Linked DNA regions of Homo sapiens: region 1 is linked to region 2. The links are chromatin contacts, found by Hi-C or POLR2A ChIA-PET in ENCODE. All regions are on one chromosome and are shown on one strand. Each heading gives the region's core, a stretch centred on a gene start or an enhancer-like site at or near the end of the contact. The rest is flanking DNA. Distances are from core to core; before and after follow the strand shown. Region 1 overlaps TEX53 (testis expressed 53). Region 2 has its middle 35 kb from the start of ATP6V1G1.

What was found. Hi-C counts contacts between places; a loop is a spot of excess contacts on that map. ChIA-PET counts read pairs that join two places held with the same protein, here RNA polymerase II (POLR2A). Pooled maps may share reads with other maps.
Region 1: a pooled map shows a loop between it and region 2 (2.2-fold over the local background). The contact joins two enhancer-like sites. A Hi-C loop is called at or near these places in 4 of 50 pooled maps. POLR2A ChIA-PET finds 5 or more read pairs at or near these places in 4 of 52 experiments (B cell, HCT116, activated T-cell and 1 more).

The regions. Positions count from the first base shown.
Region 1 is chr9:114,650,898-114,657,318 of GRCh38, reverse strand. It overlaps TEX53 (testis expressed 53), which reads left to right. Exons shown (of 2, transcript NM_001354645.2): 2 at 687-1,015. The coding sequence ends at 790. Among named protein-coding and RNA genes, the nearest start is that of TEX53, 3.7 kb to the left of the region's middle. RefSeq lists enhancers at 3,506-3,585, 3,596-3,645, 3,473-3,979. Within about 2 kb of position 4,268, at least 3 of the 41 ENCODE cell types and tissues checked have a DNase peak (open chromatin) inside an H3K27ac peak, as active enhancers do.
Region 2 is chr9:114,549,876-114,556,515 of GRCh38, reverse strand. No RefSeq gene overlaps it. Among named protein-coding and RNA genes, the nearest start is that of ATP6V1G1, 35 kb to the left of the region's middle. Within about 2 kb of position 4,420, at least 5 of the 41 ENCODE cell types and tissues checked have a DNase peak (open chromatin) inside an H3K27ac peak, as active enhancers do.

The DNA of each region.
Region 1 (6,421 bases), core at 3,019-5,518, 100 kb before region 2:
CCCTCTCTAAGCCTCAGCATCCTTCTCTCCAAAATGAGGATAACGATAATATATTGCCCACTGTGCAGGCTGTTAGGAGGATGAAGGCAGGCACCGTGTGTAAGTGAATGCATATGGCCCCACACAAAGAAGACATTCAACAAGGCCGGGCACGGTGGCTCACGCCTGTAATCCCAGCACTTTGGGAGACTGAGGCGGGCAGATCACGAGGTCAGGAGATCGAGACCATCCTGGCTAACACGGTGAAACCCCGTCTCTACTAAAAATACAAAAAATTAGCGGGGCATGGTGGTGGGCGCCTGTAGTCCCAGCTACTCAGGAGGCTGAGGCAGGAGAATGGAGTGAACCGAGGAGGCGGAGCTTGCAGTGAGCCGAGATCGCGCCACTGCACTCCAGCCTGAGCGACAGAGCGAGACTCCACCTCAAAACAAAAAAAAAGACATTCAACAAATGATATCTGTGGATGTGTATAAGGATCAGCTGGGCCACGCTGAGGTAATGAGTAAACTCTAAAATCTCCATTGCTTCACCCAGCTCGAGATCATTCTTAGCTCATACAAGCAAACTTTTATTTTTAAAGAGATTAATGATTTGAGGAGTCTCTGAGTGGAGTATGGCCAAGATAGGTTATACGCGCATCACTCAAAGCCTTTACCCAGGATAAGTTTATTCCTCTGTTCTTTCAGATCTGAACACAAATTCTCTCCACAGTGCTGTACCAAAAAGACATCCACGCCTCCCCTATGACAACCGCATGATGCTCAAGGCGTGCATCCTTAGGAGGCCATGAGCATTCTAGCCGGCGGCACCCACGTGGTCCCTGCGGCTGCACAGCTGCTGGGCTTCCATGAGGAAGAGGGCAGTGGACAAGAGTCATGAAGACTGATTCAGAAACTCCCCTGCAGGAGGAGAAGACGTCTGAGCCATCCCTGTGCCACCACCAAGAGTCACTCCAGCTTCTGAAAAAGCCACCGTGGGGGGGAGCCGCCTCCAATTAAAGTCCTTGGTCACATCAGAGGAAGTGTCTCTCCTCCTTCCCCCTTTGCCAGCCCTACCTCTGAGATTCCCAAAAACATGGAGCAATTAGACCCTGGCACCTCTTGGAAAGAAATGTGGTTTTGTCATTTTAACGCATTAACACATTTGTTTCAGTCACTCCTAACCAACCTAACAGGGAAGTGCTATATTAGGAGAGGCCAGTTTGTATAACAGGCCACTGTCATAAACGTCCAGAGCTTCAGGGCACAATTCTGCTTGCCTACTGTGCGACTCCATTTGACGCTCAGGGCCATAGGGAACAGCAGGGCATGTTGTGAAAAACTCTACAAACAGCAGCCCTAGAGTTATGCAATGCGTAGCCAGTGCTGATACGCAGCACCGCTTGTGCTGAAACACGGAGTATGCAACTGTGAGTAATATGCAGAAGACCCCACATGGTTTCCACATTAGCCAGGGAGCCAGGCATGGAAGTGTATCACTCTGACATAATAGGGCAAAAACTTGGAAAGCAAAATGACAAAGGAGCATTTTGCAACTGACTCGGGGATTAATGGAAGGCTTCCTGGAGGCGATGGTGCTTGAAGGGAAGTTAGCTAAAAGGAGAAGGGATGATATTCCAGAAGGAGGGAATACAATCAGCAAAGTTGGAAAATAGGGGCACGACCTGGGAGGGCATGAGGGTAGCAAAGTACCAAGTCTAGAATGACTCAAGTGAAAACCTGAGCCAGGGTTTGGTGGGAGGTGAAGTGGGCAGAGCATCAAGAGCTTTGTATCCAGGGAAAAGGAGCTGAACTCTATCTTGAAAATAATGGGAAGCCACAGGTGAGTTTTAAGCAACAAAGTGACACAGCCTGATTTCCAACTTTTGTACTATGAACAGTGCCTTAGTCTGTTCAGACTACTAAAATAAGATACCATAACCGGGTGACTTACAAACAACAGAAGTTTATTTCTCACAGTTTTGGAGGCTGGGAAGTCCAAGATCAAAACTCCAGCAGCATCAGTGTCTGGTGAGGGCCTGTTCCTCATAGAGGGCGCTTCTTGCTGTGTTCTCACATAGCAGAAGGGGCAAGGGGTCTCTCTCAGGCTCTTTCATAAGGGCACTAATCTCAATCGTGAGGGCTCTGCTCTCATGACCTAATCCTCCTAAACCTCCCAAAGACCACAATTCTTATACCATCACCTTGGGAGTTAAGATTTCAACACATGAATTTGGGGGAACATTAACATTCAGACCATAACAAACAAGGCGAGTTGGAAGACAACACTTTTTTTGTTTGTTTGTCTGTTTGTCTGAGACGGAGTCTTGCTCTGTCACCCAGCCTGGAGGGCAGTGGCATGATCTTGGCTGGCTGCAACCTCCACCTCCCAGGTTCAAGGATTCTCCTGCCTCAGCCTCCCAAGTAGCTACAGGAAAGTGCCACCACACCCAGCTAATTTTTTTTTTTAATTTTTTTTTTGAGACGGAGTTTCTCTTTCGTTGCCCAGGCTGGAGTGCAATGGCACACTTTCGGCTCACAGCAACCTCTGCCTCCCGGGTTCAAGCGATTCTCCTGCCTCAGCCTCCTGAGTAGCTGGGATTACAGGCACCCTCCACCATGCCTGGCTAATTTTGTATTTTTAGTAGAGACAGGGTTTCTCCATGTTGATCAGGCTGGTCTCCAACTCCTGACCTCAGGTGATCCGCCCGCCTCAGCCTCCCAAAACGCTGGGATTACAGGCGTGAGCTACCGCGCCCGGCCTAATTTTTGTATTTTTAGTAGAGACGGGGTTTTGCCATTTTGTTCAGGCTGGTCTTAAACTCCTGACCTCAGGTGATCCGCCCATCTCAACCTCCCAAAGTCCTGGGATTACAGGCGTGAGCCACTACACCCGGCCAGAAGACAATTTATTAATTAGCACTCCTTATGCCTTCCCCACCTCAGAAAAGAGAAGAATAAAGGAATATGATGTCTATGCCATGGCAATGTGGAGTAAAATTCATACCTTCAATGAAAAGCCCATCCTGGCTATAATGTGAAGGATGGATTTTGTTTTGTTTTGTTTTGTTTTTTGAGACGGAGTCTCGCTCTGTCATCCAGGCTGGAGTGCAGTGGTGCGATCTCAGCTCACTGCAACCTCCACCTCTCGGGTTCAAGCGATTCTCCTGCCTCAGCCTCCCAAGTAGCTAGGACTACAGGCGCATGCCACCACGATTTGAGTGTAATAGTAATCACAATAGACAGCCTGGTTCCTTGCTTACTCTGTGCCAGATCCTCTTCCAAGTGCTTCATAAATATCAACCCAATCAGCACAATAACCCAACAAGGTTAGAACTGTTACTACCTGATTTTACAGATTAGGGAAGTGAGACACAGGTTAAATAAATCTTTTAAGGTTTACACTAACTCACATTAAGTGCCAGAGCTAAGACTTTAACTCAAGAAACCCAACTGCAGAGTCCACACTCTTAACAACTTGGTTATGCGGCCCCTCGATAATGGTAGAATGACATTCAGTTATTACTCTGGACCCCAAATTTACTGTTCATCGCCTGCTCTTCAAAAATGGAGCTGGCCCTTTAAATATTTTTCTTTTGGTAGTTGGTGCAATGCTAGGCTCTGTCAGGAGGGGGAGCTAGAGACATTGGAGGAGGAAGAGGCCTTCCTTTCTGGTTGTGCTGGGCTCATCTTAACAGCACAGAGCTCACAGCTTCTCCAACATCACCCTCCCGCAGTGCAGGCAACTTTTCCAGAACAGGAATCCTGCAGAGGATGGTGGTCAGTAGCACTTGGCAACTAGCAGCTTCTCCTAGTGCCCCCACAAATAGGTGTGCCTCTAATCAGACACTGTTCCATGACAGCTTTCCCTGGCACCCAAGGGCAGACTTCTAGAACATTCTCCCAGACTTCTCTGCCATTGTGAGGCACAGCCATGCCCTTCCCAGCAACATCTGGATCTCAGCTGGGGATAGAGCCTGGGGGTGTTCTTTCTTAGTTCTAGGGGTGCTGGCTGCTCCTTATGTCCATTATTCCTATATTCTTTAAAGCTCTCCTGACTTCTTACCACTCCTTCATTACTCCAATCCCCTGTTCTAGTTAGTACTTATATTAATCTTCTCATATTCAAATTGTTATGTGGTTTCTGTCTCCCAAGTGGATCATGACTAATGCAGAAATCAAATTAAGAGGCTGGGCTTATGTCTGTGGCCCCAGAAATACAGGAGGCAGAGGCAGGAGTATCACTTGAGGCCAGGAGTTTGAGATCAGCCTGGGCAACACAGCAAGACCCGATCTCTACCAAAACAAAACAAAACAAATTAAGCGACTGCCTAGGCAATCAGGACAGACAGTGATACAGGCCTAAAGTAGGGCAGCAGCAGTCAGGATGAATAAGAGGACCTTGAGTCATATTTCTCAGGCAAAGCTGGCCAATTCTAACTCAGAACCATACAGGAAAGAAGATTCTAGGGAATGAGGTCCTTGTGGTATTGAGGCCAAGTTGACAACAACAGCAGATCACTTAATTTTGGGCTATTCCAAGCTGGAGGGGCCTATGGGACATCCAGATGACCATATTAAGAAGGTTGGCAATATTTAGCAGGAAAAGGTAAAAGAACTATAGCTGGAAGGAAGCAGAGAGGCCTACAACATGTGTGTGGAGTTGTCAGCTCACTGCATCGTGGCACCTCTTCCCCATGGGATGAGACCCCACTGGCATCTGTTGGGTGAAGATACAGTTCACTTTCCCGGACCTCATGTCCAGAGTCCTCTTCCACTGCCCATTCTCATACTGTATCCCCTGGACCCACCCTCTTACCCAGATTCCCCTTGTCCTATGCATTCCTCACCTCCTCTCATGCGAAGGTCCCACTTTCCTTCCCCAGCAAACCCCATATTCCTTATTTCTTGGACTGCTTTCTGCAACAACTGTAGCAGGTGCTTTACACAAAAAAGATGCTCCTTAAATGTCACTTCCTGCTTTGATAATTTAGAAACTCCTTCACAGAAGGGATGCAAAGAAGCCTCCATCCTGTGACTTTTTTAAAGGGCTCTCAGCCACAGGGTGACATCTTTCTTTGAAGGATTTTCAAATAGTAACAATAAAAATAATCATGGAAACCACAGCTGGATTTACTTCTGATCATGGTAAACTAGCTTGTATCAGACCAACCCTCCTGCTGACAGCAGTTTAAAAGCAATTGTTCTTTTTTCTTAAATGTGTTTGAATGCATCAGAGAGATATCAACATAGTCAGGACACGAGGGGCCAAGATGCTGAAGAGAAAAGTAGAGAGAGGAGATGAGCACCGAAGCCTTCTTATCCCCTTGAGGCACCTGCCGAGTCCTAAGCAGAGTCCAAGTAGCTGAAAAGTTGAGTAGAGCTTTCAGAAGTCTCACAGCGGCCAGGCGTGGGGGCTCACGCCTGTAATCCCAGCACTTTGGGAGGCCGAGACAGGTGGATCACAAGGTCAGGAGATCAAGACCATCCTGGCTAACACAGTGAAACCCCGTCTCTACTAAAAATACAAAAAATTAGCCGCGTGTGGTGGTGGGCGCCTGTAGTCCCAGCTACTGGGGAGGCTGAGGCAGGAGAATGGCGTGGACCTGGGAGGCGGAGCTTGCAGTGAGCCAAGATCATGCCACTGCACTCCAGCCTGGGAGACAGAGCGAGTCTCTGTCTCAAAAAAAAAAAAAAAAAAAAAAAATGTCTCACAGCTTGGGGTAACAAAAATTGGAGGTTTAGGACTCACCATGAAAGAGGAGTCCTGGTTTTATAAACACACACACACACGTTTTCAGCTAAAACCCCTGTAGGGCTACAACCTGAGAGTAAGGTTTAATCACACCTAGACTAGCTCTCACAAAGCCCAGGGTCAAGTTTATCTCAAGCCTACTTTTCCCAGAAGCAAAAGTAAATCCTGCCTGAGGGAAGATCCAGAGCCTTGTATATCTCTTCAATTTTTCAAAATTTTCATTTTTCAAAATGTCTAGCATTTAATGAAAAATTACCATGAATATCAAAAAATAAGACCAACTGACTGAAAAGCAAAAGGAAAAAAAAAAGAACCAGATATTAGAGTTTGCAGACATAAACTTTAAAAGCAGTACAATTAAATATTGAGGAGAATAGATGACAAGATTGGTAATTTCATTTGAGAACTGGAAACTATTTCTAAAAAAACAAAATTATAGAACTGAACATTATGATGGATGAAATTAAAAACTCAGGCTGGGCATGGTGGCTCACAGCTGTAATCCCAGTGCTTCAGGAGGCAGAGGCAGGAGGATTACTTGAGGCCAGAAGTTCAAGACCAGCCTGGGCAACACAGCAAAACCCCGTCTCTACAAAACATTTAAAAATTGGCCAGGCATGGTGGCACCTGCCTATAGTCCTAGCTACTTGGGAGTCTTAGGTCCCAGGAGTTTAAGGTTGCAGTGAGC
Region 2 (6,640 bases), core at 3,171-5,670:
CACATGAAATTTGGGGGACACATTCAAACAATAGTATGGCGTTTATGTCTTTCTTAACCATCTAATATGTGTGAGACTGTGCTACCATTTTTATTAGTTTCCTAACTTTCTTTTAATGTGTCACTGACAATGCTTTTGAGTGTGCCTTAACTCCATTTTTCCATAAGCCCTATGATTTTATTTTATTTTATTTTATTTTATTTTATTTTATTTTATTTTATTTTACTTTGAGACAGAGTCTTGTTCTGTTGCCTAGGCTGGAGTGCAGTGGCACAATCTTGGCTCACTACAGCCTCCGCCTCCTGGGTTCAAGAGATTCTTGTGTCTCAGCCTCCCAAGTAGCTGGGACTACAGGTGTGCACAATGCCTGGTTGATTTCGTATTTTTAGTACAGATGGGGATTCATCTTGTTGTCCAGGTTGGTCTTGAACTGCTGACCTGAGCTGATCCACCTGCCTCAGCCTCCCAAAGTGCTGGGATGGCAGGCATGAGCCACCACACCTGGCCTACCCTGTGATTTTTAATCACACAATTTTATATAGCACAATGATTTTCAGGAACACATAAGTCATCTTATAGTGGAACTGACTATTTGCAGCACAGTCAGCTCTTAGGAGAGGAAGCAGCCCAGGGTAATGGCACTGCACAACTCCAGGGACAGTGTTTACATGGCATCTTCTGTGGTGTGTATTCTGTGGAGTGTGCCCATAGGACCATGAATGTTTTGTGCCTAGCACAAGGGTTCGCAGCTGAGATGTGGACAGGGGCTGAGATCCAATGCTTACTCTGCCTGCCAAAGCCATCACATTCTCTGTCCACCCAGAGGGAGCTCCTGTTCCTAGCTCATAACACAAAAGAGGAGAAAAAGAGTTTTAATTGCATTTGGAATTGAAGTGAAATAATTGAACAAACAGAATTGTATCATAAATGTCAAAATGAGATTTTACTAACAGCCTAAAACAGTGCTTCCAAATCTCAAAGAAAAGGATGACATTTGTTGACCACTCGGCCAAGGCAACTGGCCAAGAGCTCTGACAGCCCCAGGCCCTACCCAGGCTACTCAGAGGGTTAAGGGATTTATTTCTCCATCTGTCCTGCACCTTAATAGTTCAGTGTGCTGTGGCACCTTAATTGGATACCTCTGACCAAAAGTGAAGGTAAATTAAGGAACCTTACCAAGATGACATCATGGAACTCATTATTCAATGGGAAAGGCAAAGTGGGGGCGGGGGGGGGGCAGGGAAACAGGGGAGGTATGTGTTAGTTAGTGCACCTACTGAAAGAGGGGAAGCAATTTCTATATTAAGGGGACCACACACTCTAATTTGCCCAGGACACTCCTGGTTTATGCATCCTTTTTCGTCCTCAGAAGGGTCCTAGTAACCCTATTTATACTCCAAAAGTTAACACTTCTTAATCAATAATTGGTGAAACACACTGTGGTATTGTGTGTGTGTATATATATATATATATATATATATATATATATAATTTGGTCCTTGTCCTGTCCCTGGTTTTTGACAAGGAGCTCCTAAATCCTTTGACATTTTTTGAGTGAAAGGAGTGTCTTTTGTTACTCAAAGGAGACTTTGGGTCCTTATCTGTCTCCAGCCATATATGAAAGTGTATGTGAATAAGGTCAATCTTGTTGGGCACCTAGATGACTTCAGGATGGGGCTGGTCATCAGAGGAATCAATCATGTGATTACAGGGATGCAACATCCAGTCCCACTGGGGAGGGGACAGGGGCAGGAGTTTCAGCTCAATCACCAATAGCCAATGATTTAATCAACCATGCCTATGTAATGAAATTGCCATAAAATCCCCCAAAGGAGACAGAAGGGTTTCAGAGCTTCTGAGTTGATGAACACATCCATGGATGGAGAGGGTGGTGCACCCTGACTCCACAGGGACAGAGGCTCCTGAACTCGGGACCCTTCCAGACTTTACCCTATGCCCCTCTTCATCTAGCTGTTCATTCGTATCCTTTATAATAAACTGTAGGTATAGTATTTTCCTGAGTTCTGTGAGTCATTCTAGCAAATTATAGTACCTGAAGCAGGCATGGGCCATGGGGATTTCTGAATTTGTAGCCAAATTGGACAAAAGTGCAGGTAGCCCAGAAACCCAGGACTTATGGCTGGCGTCCCAAGTGAGGGCTGTCTTGTGGCACTGAGCCCTTAAACCTATGGAGTCTGACACTAATTCTGGTTAGTCGATGTCAGAATAGGATCGGATTGTTGTACACCTAGTTGGTGTCATGGGAATCAGAGACAGTCCATCAAGTTTTAATTGTAACCCCCTCTAGAAGACAAATGGTCTGGGGACAGATCTTAGTAACAGATGCCAGACTGAGTATTACCATCCCCTTCAACATTAGAGGTGGTGATACTCGGCCATGGACTTCCCAGCTCTTCCCTTGAAGTGCAACAGGACCACCATGTTTGCCCACCTCCTCAGGCACCATTCACAGTGTATTTTATGTGAAGGTGTGGAGTTCATCTTTTTTAATTCCTAGGGAGTAAGAATTCAAGGTGACCTTTCTGGCACCCTCTCTACCTGATCAGCCTCCGCCATGCCATTTCGTAAGTATTTTCCCCAGCTCAAGTAGTAGATGAGAAGTTTTGCAAATCAGCTGGCTAAACAGATGTCCAACGGTGGAACAGACTACCAGTGTCCTTTCTTGCAGACACCCCAGTTTGAGCCCTATGTCTGTCTTGGCCTTAGGGAAAAGACAAAGGGGTATCCCTGGATGAACACCGTACTACCCACTGGCCAATGACCTCTAATATTTTTTGGGAAAGGTGTGGACCAATTTCATTTTTTCTCAGTAAGCCTTGTGAGAATACGCATGCTCTGAGAAGGGAATACTATCAGGTGGGTGACTTGATTGACGTGTCACCACAATGGTCCTGTTGCTTAGAAATCCATCAGTCCTTTGTGCATACCCCGTACTTCTGGGACTGTTCACCTGAATCAGTGACCAATGGTTTTGGCTAAAAGTTACAAAACCCATCCAATAGTGGCTTAAATGAAATAGACCTTATTATGTCTCCTAGAAGACTAGGAGCCAGAGGATGCAGGGCCGCTCAGAGGTGATGAGCACTGGGATCAACAGCCCAGTTTCTTCCTATCTTTTGGCTCCGCCTAAGCTGTTAGTTTTTCATGTTCACACTTGTCATCTCAAAGTCACAAGATAGCAATTAGGCATAAACTCTGCTACCAACCTTCCAAAGCAGAAAGAACAGGCATGGTCCAAAAGTCTTTTCTTTCTTCTTTTTCTTCTTTCTTTTTTTTTTTTTTTTTTAATAGAGATGGGGTTTCACCACATTGGCCAGGCTAGCCTCGAACTCCTGACTTCAAGTGATCCACCTGCCTTGGCCTCCCAAAGTGCTGGGATTAAAGGTGTGAGCCACCTGTAATCCAGCCCAAAAGCCTTTTCTTTCTGAGGCTCTGTCTTTTTTCTAGGAATTGAGGGTCGCACACTGACTTCCCTTAGGTCTCTTTGTCCAAAACTGGGGTTGGAAACACTCAAAAAGGGGAATGGGATTGCCAGGGCTGGCATAGACACATGATGACTCATTTCTGGAGTTGAGGGAAGGATCTTGCCCTTACAACAAGCCGGGGAAAGGGGTGGAGGGGCGGGTAACGGTCACCCCTCTGAGTGCCAACCTTGACCATCTATCTTGCTTGCCCATCAGTTCTTCAGTGCATCTGCACCTCCAATGTCCGTGCCCTTCTTGCAGACACCCCAGGTGGAGGCCTTTCCTCTTTTCTCTCTCCCAGCAATACTGGACTTTTCCACAGGAGTGGGTAGCACTCAATAAATGTTTCTTAAATAAATGAAGACAAAAAAATGTTTTAAAAAATGATTTTATGGAGGGTGTGGGGAGTATAGAATTTGGAAGAAACATATTTCATAGAATTATTAGACAAATAGAGCCCAGAGATCAGGAATTCATTGCCAGGAGCCCATGACTGGGTGTCAGCGGGTTCCATGAAACCCTGAGATTGCATGACACATTTTGCATGAATGTGTATATAAATTTTGGGTAGGGTGTGTCCTTGGTTTATAGCACATGTAAGATTCTGCAACCTCTAAAAGACTCAGAAAGCCCACCCCAAATGGCCAAGGGCAACACCCTCAATTACCGGTGGGCAAAGTAGTAGCCAGCATCCTCCAAGGAATGACAAGCTAGCAGGACTGAGCTTCTGACTCCCAGGACCTCTCCTCCTAAAGCCACAGACTCCATTGTTTCTATTTTTAAAAGGCCAGTCCAAAAGGTGTTATTATTCTCTGTCTCCCAGCACAGCTTGGAGCAGAGTGGCCAGACTAGGGAAGGAGTCTCTCGTGATGACTCACCACCATCCTCCCCTGAGTAATGGCCTTCAGGCTCTATCACTCACTTGTGCTGACGCACTAGACTGGAAAAAGCTGACCCTGAGTCAGTGGTTATATGGACACATAAAACCCTGGGAGGCGGGACCAAAGAGAAGGAGCTGAGCTGGAGGTAAAGCCAGTGCCCACCACCCAGACCCACACCTCCCCAACCCCAAGGGAGAAAGGTAATTTACTTAGGCAAGAGCCAGGTGAGCTACTGGATCAGTGTTAAAACTCCAAGCAGCCCCTGCATAGTGGATAGCTTGTAGGTGAAGATGGAGAATGGGAAGAAGGCCCACCTCTCCCTCAATAGGCAGCTCCTTCCCACTTTTGGGATGGAGAATAGCTGCGGTTGAGTTTGGCTTGGGAGGCTCAGTGAGTTAGTTAGGACCCCACCCCACATAATTCAGAGTGTGTGAGGCTGGGTGCAGTGGCTTACGCCTGTAATCCCAGTACTTTGGGAGGCCAAGGTGGGAGGATCGCTTGAGGCCAGGAGTTTGAGACCAGCCTGGGAAACACAGGGAGACCCCCTCCTCTGCCCCATCTCTACAAAAAAAAATTTTTTTTTTTTAATTAGCCGGACTTGGTGGCCTGTGCCCATTATCCCAGCTACTTGGGAGGCTGAAGGGGGAGGGATTGCTTGAGCCTGGAAGGCTGAGGCTGCTGTGAGCTGTGTGGTTGGACCACTGCACTCTAGCCCAGGCAACAAAGCAAGACCCTGTCTCAAAAAAAAAAAATAATAATAATAATTAATGAAATTTAAAAAATACAAAAACAAACAAACAAACAAAAAACAACCCACACATTGTTGTGTGAGAGCAGGCCCGGGACAGTTTTCCAGCTCCCAAGGTGTGCACCCTGGTCGGTAAGCCCTGGATTTGTTATGTGATCTTGGGAAACTCATTTGGCCTCCCTGGTCCTCCGTTGGTTTCCTTAATAGAAAGTTAAGGGGTTGCACTAGGTCAGTGGTTCTACATATTCCTCCCTAACAACCTCTGACTCCACAAAGGTAACCCTAGGCAAGCCATGGAGGGGAAGGGTCCCAGTGAGGGGCCTTAGAGACTAGGAGGAGAGGTGCCTTGGGGGACAAACGAGAGGGCCCCTTGGAAAAGGAAGGACACTGGCCTCTGGACATTTCATGCTGATGGGATTCTGCAGCATGGCTGCCCTTTAGAAGTGAAGAGCTTTGGCCAGGCTCACACCTGTAGTCCCAGCACTTTGGGAGGCTGAGGCAGGAGGATTGCTTGAGCCTAGGAGTTTGAGACCAGCCTGGGCAACATAGTGAGACCCCATCGATATTTTTTTAAAAAGAAATGTGGAGCTTTGTAAAATCAGAATTGCTTTCCCCAGACCTACTGATTCAGAGTCTTGCAGGGATAGAGACTGGAACTTGGACTTTCAGAAAGCTCTCCAGGACATTCTAAAGCAGCAGAGATTGTGCCTGTGAATAGCCACTGCACTCTAGCCTGGACAACATAGTGAGACCCCATCTCTGTAGAAGAGGGAGAAGGAGAAATAAAGTAGCAGGGGCTGGAGATCTAAGATCTGGGCCCACTCAAGGTCAAGGTGCTGCTGACCACCTCTTTCCCAGTTGCCCCCTGGCCACAGTGGAGATGCCCATTCCAGGAGGCAGCCCCCACCTCAAAAGAAAGGAAAAGAACAGAAAAGAAAAGAAGAACAATGGGGTCCAGACTTCAGCAGGTCCTCCAAGAGCAGCCGACCTCCTGCTTCCAGGTGTTCCAAGTGCATCAGTTCACACACATCTGTTGCCAGAGCCACAAGTCTATCGAGATCCTGAGTGGAAATATCTCCATCATTTAGCTGGTGACAGAGGCAATACCAAGAACAGTGTACTTACAATCGCTAGAGAAAAACATTGAATGGATTTTGAATAGCTGCAGAACGGCTCACACAGTGCACACAAATTCATTATCAGACTTGGCTCCACTCCTTTCAGGCGTGCCTCAGGCATGATAGGTTTCTGAAATTTGCATTCCTAAATGGAGGATGCTGATGCAGAAAGCAGGCAGCCGAGATGGGATTGGAGGAGGGAAAGATTCACAAGTGAGTTGGGTGGCGGTTGCTAGGAAAAGAACAATGTTGGTTGGAACTGTTGAGTTACAATGACAGAGTCCCAACTCTTGGCGGTTGAAGGAGAAAAGGAGATTTACTGGCGTCATGGAAGAGCTCAGAGTGACTCTGTGTCTTACAGAGTCTCTCTGCAGCCCCTGGTTCTGCTTTCCTCTGTGAGAACTTCCG